3 separate regions of the Homo sapiens genome follow, and regions 2 and 3 are each linked to region 1. A link is a contact called in ENCODE Hi-C or POLR2A ChIA-PET data. All regions are on one chromosome and are shown on one strand. Each heading gives the region's core, a stretch centred on a gene start or an enhancer-like site at or near the end of the contact. The rest is flanking DNA. Distances are from core to core; before and after follow the strand shown. Region 1 holds the start of KIF1B (kinesin family member 1B). Region 2 overlaps CLSTN1 (calsyntenin 1). Region 3 holds the start of CLSTN1 (calsyntenin 1).

Region 1 (3,516 bases), core at 1-2,500:
GCCCCCGCACTGGACGCAGAAGATGAATAGAGAAACACGGAATTTCACCCCAACAAGAATGGAATCTTGAAGGCAGTTTACCTTGGAAGCTCATTTAGCAATCAAGGAAAAAAAAAAAAAGGGATCTGGAAGCTCCATTCTGGCGTTAGGGGCGGGAATGTTTTGTGTTGCATGAACAATGACTAGCTTGCTCAAGCAGCCTCCCAACCCCCACAACTTGGCTTCTGGTCTGGCCAGTCACCCTGAAAGCTGCCAGGGCTGTCACTCGGTGCCTTCCAACAACTGGACTTGGCTCCTAAAGGATTTGTCAGATCATCCTCCCAATATGGCTGCCCGAGTAATCCCAGTCGGCTGAATGCCGAGACCACACCAGCCTTCCTCACACCTGGCCAGCATCCAACAAGCCCCCTCCCTTCCTATCGCACCCCTCTTTCCAGGCCTCGAGCCCTCGGCTCCCCCAGCGCCAAGCGATGACCTTTCCTATCGCCATCTGGCAAAGGGCATAACCACATTCCCAGCCGAAGCCCGATGCCCACCACAAAGGAGGAAAGGGGAGAGGGAAAATGAGAAACGATGGCTTCAAACGAAGCACAGCCGCCCCCCGGGCTGCAACGTGCGCGGAGCCCAGGGAACGGCCAGGCAGCGGCGGGTCTGGAGAGCGCTGGGCACAGCCGGGGCCTGGCAGCGCGGGGGAAACGGAGGGCCGGTGCAGGGCACTGCGGGGGCCCCAGCCGACCGCTGGACGCCGGCCCGGGACTCGCTGCTGGCCTAGGGAGGGGTCCCCTCCCCCGAGGGCGAGGCTCCCGCACCCGGCGCCCGTCCCGCGCTACCTCCCCTCAGACCCCGCCCGGACCCCGGCCCGGCCGCTCCTCCCCGCGGAAGCGGCCCCCTCCCCAACCCCGCGACCGCGGCGCCAACCGCGGCCAGCCCCGCCGCCTTACCTCAGCCGCGCTGCAGACCGACGGGCGGACCGGGTCAACAGGAGCCGCGGCGCGCGGGGGCGCGGGGGGCCGGGCACCGACGCACCTCAGCGCGAGCAGCGGCCGCCGCGAGCCGCAGGGCGCCGCTCCGCAGCCCCATCACGCAGCAGCCCGGCACCGCATCGAGGTGGGAGGTGGGCGGTGGGCGGCGGACAGGAGTGCGCGAGTGCGGGAGGCCAGGGCGCGGCGACGGCCGGCGGTGACGGCTGCGGAGGACGGGGAGCTGCTCCGACGCGCGCGGGCGCCTCCCAGGACCGCTGCCGTCACACTGCCCCGCTTCGGCCCTCGCGAAACTCCGCCCGCAGTCGCCGGCGCGGGACACCGCCCCGAGCTGGGCCTCTGCGCGTCACCTCGTATCCGCCCCGGCGCCCGCGACGGACACGGGCTGTGACCAATCACAGCACAGAGCTCGGGGCGGCCAGCCAATCGTAGGGTGAGCCGGGGAGTGGGGCTGCTGCGGGGGGCTGCAGGAACATCGAGCGCCCCCTGGTGGCCCTCGGGCCGGCTCAACCAGGGGTGCGGGCTGGCCAAAGCCGGAGCCCGGAGTTCCCTCCCGGGTGACCCCCAAGGGCATTCGTCGGAATCAGCCGCCCCCAGCCACCCCGATAATCCGCCTTATACGGGGACAAAAGATTGACTGAGTGGAGCGGGGCGGGGCCCAGGGGTCCTGACGCCCGCAGAGGAGCTGGGATCAACATGGGAGGCGCCGAGAGTGGAATCATTGTCCGTCGGAAAACATCTCGCAGGCGGAACCGGCCGAACGCGGCGCGGTGGGAGCGGAACCCCGAGAGGGGATGAGCGCATCCCGCGGGAAGCTGCCTGGCCTATTCTTACAGAACCCGAGCAAAACACCTCCCACGCGCCACCTCGGGAGAGAAGGCGGAATGAGTAATGGAAAAGCATGACTTGGTGGGCATTCCACTTGTCTCCTTGGGAGACCGCGGAAGGGCTGTGAGGAGAGGAACAAACGCTTTGCACCGTCCCTGAGTTAACGAGCCCAGCCCCCTTCTGGGAGATGCCCTTGAAGGAGGGAGAGTGGAAGTTAGAAACCCGGAGGACACAAAAGCACGAGCAGTGATTTCTTTAAAATCAGATTTAGATTCAGCTGGAAAGAAAAATCTCACTGTTCAGAAACTGTTCAATTCAGTACTTAACAAAATATAATCTTCAGTGATAATATATTCAATTATCAGGCCCAGGCCGAGCACTATTACTTTATAAGGTTGTGAATTATTTTTATTTACTAGCAGACATTGAAAGTAAAATCACATGTCTTCCCCTGAATTAAATACAGTATTATTGTGAGTAAAAGGTATTATGTACAAGCATATGCACTAAAACATCGAAATTAATTTTCTACACTAATAATTCTGGAAAATCTCCACCACCACTCAAGTCCTCAGACTCTTCATCCGCTTTTATTGATCACGTCTCATTTTATAGAATTTAAGCTCCACCTACCTGCAAAAGGATTTGACATAGCTTACACTAAAGCATACAGCAGTGAAACCGTATAGCTTTAAAATAGGCGTAAAATTCATAATAATGAAACAAGCAAGAGACTTTTTAAAAGCTGTTTGAATGAGAGGCATGCCTAGAAAGAAAAATTTTTTTGTTTTGTTTTGAGACAGAGTTTTACTCTCGCCCAGGCTGAGCTCAGTGGCACGATGTCAAATCTCTGCAACCTCCGCCTCCCAGGTTCAAGCGATTCTCCTGCCTCAGCCTCCCGAGTAGCTGGGATTACAGGTGCCTGCCACCACGCCCGGCTAATTTTTGTATTTTTAGTAGAGACGGTGTTTCACTATGTTGGTCAGGTTGGTCTTGAACTCCTGACCTCAGGTGATCCACCTGTCTCAGCCTCTCAAAGTGCTGGGATTACAGGAATGAGCCACCGCGCCCGGCCAGAAAAACAATATTTTAAAAATCCATAGTCAAGGAAATATGTTGCCACTGAGCACAGAACTCAGCTCTTAGCTTCCTGACGGCTAAGAGTAAAATGAAACTATAGTAGGTTAATAAAGAGGAACTCATCAATTCAACAGTAGACACCACTTCATCATAGCGTGGACCTCCTTGCGTAAATACTGTGGTGAGCGCCATGGAGAGTTACGAAAACCTGGGTGGCTGTATTGCTTGAGCTCTCAATGGAGCACAATCTAAAAAGAATCTAAAACGTAGTGAAGAACCAGGCGCGGTGGCTCACGACAGTAATCCCAACACTTTGGGAGGCTGAGGCGGGTGGATCACTTGAGGTCAGGAGTTCGAGACCAGCCTGACCAACATGGCAAAACCCCATCTCTACTAAAAAATACAAAAATTAGCCAGGCGTGGTGGGCACGCCTGTAATACCAGCTACTTGGGAACCTGAGGCAGGAGAATCACTTGAACCCGGGAGGTGGACGAGGCGGCAGTTGCAGTGAGCTGAGATCCTACCACTGAACTCCAGCCTGGGAGATAGAGTGAGACTCTGTCTCAACAAAAAATAAAATAAAATTTAAAACAAAAACGTAGTGAAGAGGGTGTGATTGTGATTGGC
Region 2 (3,516 bases), core at 756-3,255, 410 kb after region 1:
CATCTTTCTATTTTGGAGGGAAGCATTCCTTGTCAGAAAGTCCTGGGTCTCAGTTCTGCCTAAATGTTGTCACTGCAAGAGCATAGTGGAGCAGTTATGAGCATGAACTCTGAACTAAACTGTTGAGGTTCAGACCCCAAGTCTGCGGCTCATTAGCTCTGTAATCTTGGACATCTTACTTAATCTCTACATGCCTCAGTTTCTTCATCTGTAAAATGGGGATGATGATAATAATACCCCTCTCACAGAGTGGGTGGGGGGATTGAACCAATTTTGTAAAGTACTTAGAACACTATAGTAAACATGTGTTTGCTGTTTTTTTGCTTGCTTTGTTGAGGGTTTTTGCATCTGTGTTCATGAGAGATATTGGTGTGTAGTTTTCTTGTAACATCTTTGTCTGGTTTTGATAGAATAATGGTGGCCGAGGCCGGGCGTGGTGGCTCACGCCTGTAATCCCAGCACTTTGGGAAGCAGAGGTGGGCGGATCACCTGAGCTCCGGAGTTCGAGATCAGCCTGACCAACATGGAGAAACCGCATCTCTACTAAAAACACAGAAAGTTAGCCGGGCATGGTGGTGCATGCCTGTAATCCCAGCTACTCGGGAGGCTGAGGCAGGAGAATCACTTGAACCCAGAAGGCAGAGGTTGCAGTGAGCCGAGATCGTGCCACTGCGCTCCAGCCTGGGCAACAAGAGCGAAACTCTGTCTCAACAAAAACAAACGAACAATAATGGTGACCTCACAGAATGAGTTAGGAAGTATTCCCTTTGCTTCTGTAGAGAATTGGTGTAATTTCTTCCTTAAATGTTTGGTACAATTCACCAGTGAACCCATCTGGGTCTGGTACTTTTCGTTTTGGAAGGTTATTAATTGTTGATTTAGTTTCTCTAAGAGATACAGGTCTATTTAGATTGTTTGCTTTTTCTTGGGTGAGTTTTGGCAGATTGTATCTTCCAGGGAATTGATAAATTTCATCTAGGTTATCAAATTTTTAGGCATAGAGTTGTTCATAATATTTCTTATTTATTTACTTTTGAGATGGAGTTTCGCTCTTGTTTCCCAGGCTGGAGTGCAATGGCACGATCTCAGCTTACTGCAACCTCCGCCGCCTGGGTCAAGTGATTCTCCTGCCTCAGCCTCCCAAGTAGCTGGGATTACAGGTGCTTGCCACCATGCCCAGCTAATTTTGTATTTTTAGTAGAGTTGGGGTTTCTCCATGTTGGTCAGGGTGGTCTCGAACTCCTGATCTCAGGTGATCCATCTGCCTCGGCCTCCCAAAGTGCTGGGATTACAGGTGTGAGCCACCGCACCCAGCCTCTTATTTATTTATTTATTTATTTTTGAGACTGAGTCTCACTCTGTTGTCTAGGCTGGAGTGCAATGGTGCAATCTCGGCTCACTGCAGCCTCCGCCTCCCAGGTTCCAGCTATTCTCCTACCTCAGCCTCCTGAATAGCTGGGATTACAGGAGCATGCCACCACACTCCTGGCCAATTTTTTTTGTATTTTTTTTTCTTATTTATTTATTTTATTTTATTTTTATTTTTTTTTTGAGATGGAATCTCACTCTGTCGCCCAGGCTGGAGTGCAGTGGCACGATCATGGCTCACTGCAAGGTCCGCTTCCTGGGTTCACGTCATTCTCCTGCCTCAGCCTCCTGAGTAGCTGGGACTACAGGCGCCTGCCACCACACCCAGCTAATTTTTTTTTTTTTTTTTTTTTTTCTAGTGGAGACGGGGTTTCACTGTATTAGCCAGGATGGTCTTGATCTCCTGACCTCGTGATCCTCCTGTCTCGGCCTCCCAAAGTTCTGGGATTACAGGCGTGAACCACCATGCCCAGCCCCTTTATGTATCTTTTTAATCCATGGGGTCTTATAGCGGTGTTCCTGTTTTCATTTCTGATACTAGGAATTTGTGTCTTCTCTCTTTTTTTTTCATAGTTAGCCTGGCTAGAGGCTTATCAGTTTTATTGATCTTTTCAAAAAACCAGCTTTTGGTTTTGTTGGTTTTCTCTATTGAGTTCCTGTTTTCAGTTTTATTGATTTTTGTTTCAGTTTTTATTTCATTTTCTTCTGCTCTCTTTGTATTTAATCTGCTGATCTTTTTCTAGTTTCCTAAGGTTGAAGCTTATATGATTGATTTTAGCTCTTTCTTTTTTTCTAATATATGTATTAAATGCTTAAGTTTTCCACTAAGCACTGCTTTCACTACATCCCACACATTTTGATAAATTATATTTTCTTTTTCATTTAGTTCAAAACATTTTAAAACTCCTCGATATTTCTTTGTTGATCCACGTGTTACATTTATGTGTGGTTTTTTGTTTGTTTGTTTATTTTGAGACGGAGTCTTGCTCTGTCACCCAGGCTAGAGTGCAGTGGCACGATCTTGGCTCACTGCAACCTCCGCCTCCCGGGTTCAAATGATTCTCCTGTCTCAGCCTCCCAAGCAGCTAGGACTACAGGCACCCACCAGCACGCCCAGCTAATTTTTGTATTTTTAGTAGAGACGGGTTTTCACCATGTTGGCCAGGATGGTCTGGATCTCTTGACCTCATGATCTGCCTGCCTCGGCCTCTCAAAGTGATGGGATTACAGGCGTGAGTCACCGCGCCTGGCATTTTTTTTTTGTTTTTTTGGGAGATGGAGTCTTGCTCTGTTGCCCAGGCTGGAGTGCAGTGGCGCGATATCGGCTCACTGCATAGTCTGCCTCCCGGGTTCACACCATTCTCCTGCCTCAGCCTCCCAAGTAGCTGGGACTACAGGCGCCCGCCACCATGCCCAGCTAATTTTTTGTATTTTTAGTAGAGACGGGGTTTCACCGTGTTAGCCAGGATGGTCTCGATCTCCTGACTTCGTGATCCACCCGCCTCTGCCTCCCAAAGTGCTGAGATTATAGGCGTGAGCCACCGCGCCCGGCTCCCTGGAATTTTTAACTCTCAGAGTTCTGCACATTGAACTCCAGCAGTTTGTCGATTACAGCTTAGGTTTTCCTACCCTGGCACCGGTTCCCATGGAGGTTTCTGCTCTGTAAATTGTGATTCCTTGTGTATTTGCCTGTGTCTCCAATTTTTAAAATTTATGTATTTTTTTCTTTTTTGAGACAGGGTCTTGCTCTGTCACCCAGGCTGGAGTTCAGTGGCACGATCAGGGCTCACTGGATCCTCGACCTCCTGGGCTCAAGTGGTCCTCCCATCTCTGCTCCCTGAGTAGCTGGGACCATGGGCGTGCACCACTATGTCTGGCTAATTTATTTTGATTTAGTAAGAGATGAGGTCTCACTTTGTTGCCAGAATGGGCTCAAACTCCTGGGCTCAAGTGATCCTCCTGCCCCGCCCTCCCAAAGTGTGCTGGGATTACAGGTGCGAGCCATCACACGCAGCCTGTCTCCAATTTTGGGGGGCAGCAATTGCCTTGTGATCTCACTTCTCTTAGGGATCTAAGAATAGTTCTTGATTTTTCAGTTTCTTTGGCTTTTTTACTTGTTATTAGGACAGATTAGCAACTTCTAATCTC
Region 3 (3,516 bases), core at 434-2,933, 390 kb after region 1:
ACCTGACGAGGTGGCAGCAGGGAGGCACTCACTGAGTTTATAACTCCAGGAGGGGCAGAAGCAATGGCAACACCCGTCACCAGGGGAGAGGATGACTCAAAGCCTTGGCTGGAAGGAGTGGTGGGTGTGGCTTGGAGCCTGCCCGGGCCAGGCAGGTGCTTTGGGAAGGGTCCAGCCAAGGAGAGTCCGGTCTTCCTCCACGCAGGGGAGGGGGAGCAGGGGAAGGAAGGAGAGACATTAACAAGATGGAATCTGTAGGCTTTGGTGCAGGACGCTTACGGGGAACACGGCTCAGGGAGTTGGATTCCAGATTGCTTTTGAAGCCTTCCCCAGGTCACATCACACCGCTGTTCCCAGCCGTTCCAGGTCTTCCTGTTGACTGTAGGATCAAGTCCATTCCCCCAATCTGACCTCAGTCTACGTTTTTGGGCTCTTTGCCCACTAGTCTCCTAAATAAGTCCTCTGCGCCCCACAAACCAGTCTCCACCCAGCCTCCAGTGCTGCCAGCCTCCTCCACCCCCACCTGGAGCAGTGACATTCATGGATAGCTCCTCCAGCGGTCTCGAAAAATGAACATTTTAGGGTTCCACTTTTTGCTGTTGGTGTCCCCCTAATGCGAACATCCTGTCCTTGAGGGCTGATTCTTTTTACAATAGTTGTCCCAACGGGGGAAGTCATTTCACCTTTCTGACTTAGTTTCCTTATCTGCAAAATGGAGCCAGTAGTGTCTCATAGGGTACAGTGCCTGCACACACGCCCATCCACGGCTGTTCCAGGCCTTTCCTCCACTGCGGGGGGGTGCCAGGGGTCCAGAGGCGAGGAGGAGGGGGCCGCTGGACGCTGGGAAATTGGGAGGACCCCAAGATCCCTGTAGGGATCCACGGTAGAGGGGGAGGGCTTCTCTGTCCTCTCTATCCATTCGGACCTCCGCATTTCTAAGAACCAGCATCGCACCATGTCACTGAGAAAGAGCGCGCACACCAGCCGCCTTTTGAAAGTCACAAATAGATTCCTTCAGTGAATTCAGGACAGACTCCCCGGGGGCAGGTCCCGGGGCGGGAGCCGGTGTGGGTAGTGCTGCGCGGCCCTTAACTGTTTACCAGGCGCGTTTCGCTGACCTCGTCTCCTGGACCCCCTTTCGTGACCCCTCTCAACACCTCTACTGGGGAGACGAGGACCCCGAGGTTCTGGGGGGCGACGCGACCTGCCCGAAGTGACAAGGGTCCTGGGCCGCACTGCTCCGCCGGGGTCTGCGCTCCTCGGCGGAGCGGGTGGGAAGGATGAGTCCTCGGGGTGGAGAAGGAGGAGCGGGTCCCCGGGTACCGCTCACCCGGCCTTAGGAGCCCGGGAGCGCGCGTAGGGACGCGGAGTTGAGGCTCTCCATCTGCGGCCAGGGAAAGGGATACAGTCCCCCGGGCCCCTCCCGGCCGCTCGGAACCCACCCCAGGCGCGTCCCCGCGGGCGCGCGCTCCAGGCGGGGCCGACGGGCTCGGAGGCGCGCGCCCGCTGCCGGGTCCGCCGCGCGCGCTCCCTCCGCTCCTCTCCCCCGCCCCTCCCGGGCCCGCGCGCTCCCAGGGTCCGCCGCGCGCGCGCCTCGCGTCGCTCCCCATCCCCGCCCCTCCCGCCGCCACCCCGCCCCCGGCCGGGTACCCTCGCCGGACCCGAGAGAGAGCGCCGCCGCCATCTTAGTTGCTGCCGCTGCCTTCAGCAAGACGCTGCTCTGAGGCGGGGAGGGCGCCGCGTCCTGAGCGCGCGGCCCAGCGTCACGGCGGCGGCGGCGGCGGCTCCTCCTTGGACCCCCGGAGCTCCCCGCGCCGCGGAGCAGCTAGCCCCAGGCCCCTAGAGCCCCGAGAGCTCCGAGAGCTCCGCTCGGCGTCCCGCGCGCCTCCCTGCCGCTCCCGCCCCGGGCTGGCGATGCTGCGCCGCCCCGCTCCCGCGCTGGCCCCGGCCGCCCGGCTGCTGCTGGCCGGGCTGCTGTGCGGCGGCGGGGTCTGGGCCGCGCGAGGTAAGCCCCGGGGCTGGGCCGGGCCGCTGGGTCGGTGCGGGATTCGGGTCCGGGTGCAGGATTCGGGTCCCGGTGCGGGGATTCGGGTCCGGGTGCGGGAGTAGGGCCGGATGCCGGGATTCGAGCCGGGATGCGGGGAGTCGGGTCCGAGCGCAGGGAGCCGGGTCAGGGCGTGGGGTTCGGGTTGGGGGTCGGGCTCGCGGAGCCGGGGCCAGGGCGCAGGAGACTGTGGGCGCGCGCTGCAGGCGTCCCGGGGAAGCCAGGCTCCGTCCCGGGCGGGGCTCCTGAGCCTGGGCTGCCCCCACTGCAGCCCATGGTGGTGGCTGCGCTGATTTGGGGGAACGTGCAGACGGGCCGAAGGGTCAGTCCGCCCTGCTCAGCGGCGCACGCAGGCTGGGGCTGCACCCCTGGGTGAGATGCTCTGTGTACGTGTGCTCAGATGTGCATCAGGCGGGGGGTGCACGCACAGTTTTGGTGTGTGCTTACATAAGAGCCCACTCCTCCGCATCCCGTTTCCAAGATCCCGATTCTGTGTTGCTGCACCGCGGACACCACGACTTCGCCCCTTTCCGCCTCCTCCCAGAGTCCTTCAGACGTTGTCTGTTTCCAGTGGAGCCGAGGCTGAAACTTAGTGCTTCCCTCCCACCTTTTCACCCAAAGGTGAAATCGCGATGAGATTTGCGACCGCGGGCTCACCCAGTGTTAGAAATCTCCGTCTCTGCTACCCCTGGTGCCTTGGTGCTGTTTTTCTGACGGTCATTTAGACCGTGGAGGGTTAGATGTTCTCTACAAAAACGAGAAACCTCTCTGGTTTTTTAGGATTGTAGGACCGAAATTATTTTATGGCTCGGTGGGAAGTAGTATTTCTTGGCTAATTTATTATTAGCTTTTAACCTTCATCCACTTAACCTTTTAAACCTTGCATGCCTCTGCTATTGACTGGTCTTGCCAACGAAAAGCTTACGCATTGCAGATACAGTATTTGCTTCTGAGTGGATCTTGAAATCGTAAACATTTTCCTTGGCCTTAGAGCAGAGTAATCTAGGTGTAGTCTGTAGAATCTACTGTAGGCTTAAATCTGTTGTTCTGATTTTTTTTTAATCAAAAGAAATTTTGGGGAGGAGGATTGATAGAAATCTAGATGAAATGGTCATATTTGAATTTAGCAAGCTTTTTAAAAATTCTTATTTTCCCTTCCCTGGCGTGACATAAGGAGAGAAGTATGGTGTTCACGAATTAAAGGGCAGAGGCGGCAAATGCATCTTTTGTTCCATGTTCCTTTCTAAACATCGAGGATGATAAACTTTGAATACTTCTTTTATTTCATTTCTAACATTCTGTTGACTCTGTCAAATTCAGATCTTAGTCACTAAGTATCTCATTGCTGGCCATTTGATTTTTAAAAGTAACATCAAGCTAAGTTTGAAATGTTCTTTCCAGATGTGGGTTGGAGGTCTGAAACTCTAATATATCCAAGAGAAATGTCAAAAGTTTTGCTTCTCTTGGGGAAA

What was found. A loop is a pair of places that touch in the nucleus more often than their neighbours do. ChIA-PET counts read pairs that join two places held with the same protein, here RNA polymerase II (POLR2A). Pooled maps may share reads with other maps.
Region 2: a pooled map shows a loop between it and region 1 (2.7-fold over the local background). The contact joins the enhancer-like site here to the promoter of KIF1B in region 1. A Hi-C loop is called at or near these places in 1 of 50 pooled maps. POLR2A ChIA-PET finds 5 or more read pairs at or near these places in 2 of 52 experiments (activated B cell and activated T-cell).
Region 3: a loop to region 1 is called in a pooled map, with 6 times the contacts of the local background. The contact joins the promoter of CLSTN1 here to the promoter of KIF1B in region 1. A Hi-C loop is called at or near these places in 6 of 50 pooled maps. POLR2A ChIA-PET finds 5 or more read pairs at or near these places in 2 of 52 experiments (HEK293T and activated B cell).

What each region holds. Positions count from the first base shown.
Region 1 is chr1:10,208,304-10,211,819 of GRCh38, reverse strand. It overlaps KIF1B (kinesin family member 1B), which reads right to left and starts at 1,250. Exons shown (of 49, transcript NM_001365951.3): 1 at 942-1,250. RefSeq lists an enhancer at 1-117 and silencers at 1,019-1,538, 1,569-1,648, 1,735-2,029.
Region 2 is chr1:9,798,765-9,802,280 of GRCh38, reverse strand. The region is part of intron 1 of CLSTN1 (calsyntenin 1); the gene reads left to right. Among named protein-coding and RNA genes, the nearest start is that of CLSTN1, 23 kb to the left of the region's middle. Within about 2 kb of position 2,005, at least 4 of the 41 ENCODE cell types and tissues checked have a DNase peak (open chromatin) inside an H3K27ac peak, as active enhancers do.
Region 3 is chr1:9,822,132-9,825,647 of GRCh38, reverse strand. It overlaps CLSTN1 (calsyntenin 1), which reads left to right and starts at 1,683. Exons shown (of 19, transcript NM_001009566.3): 1 at 1,683-2,005. The coding sequence starts at 1,915. RefSeq lists enhancers at 1-32, 1,093-1,809 and silencers at 1,422-1,481, 1,502-1,551, 1,722-1,871, 1,882-1,961.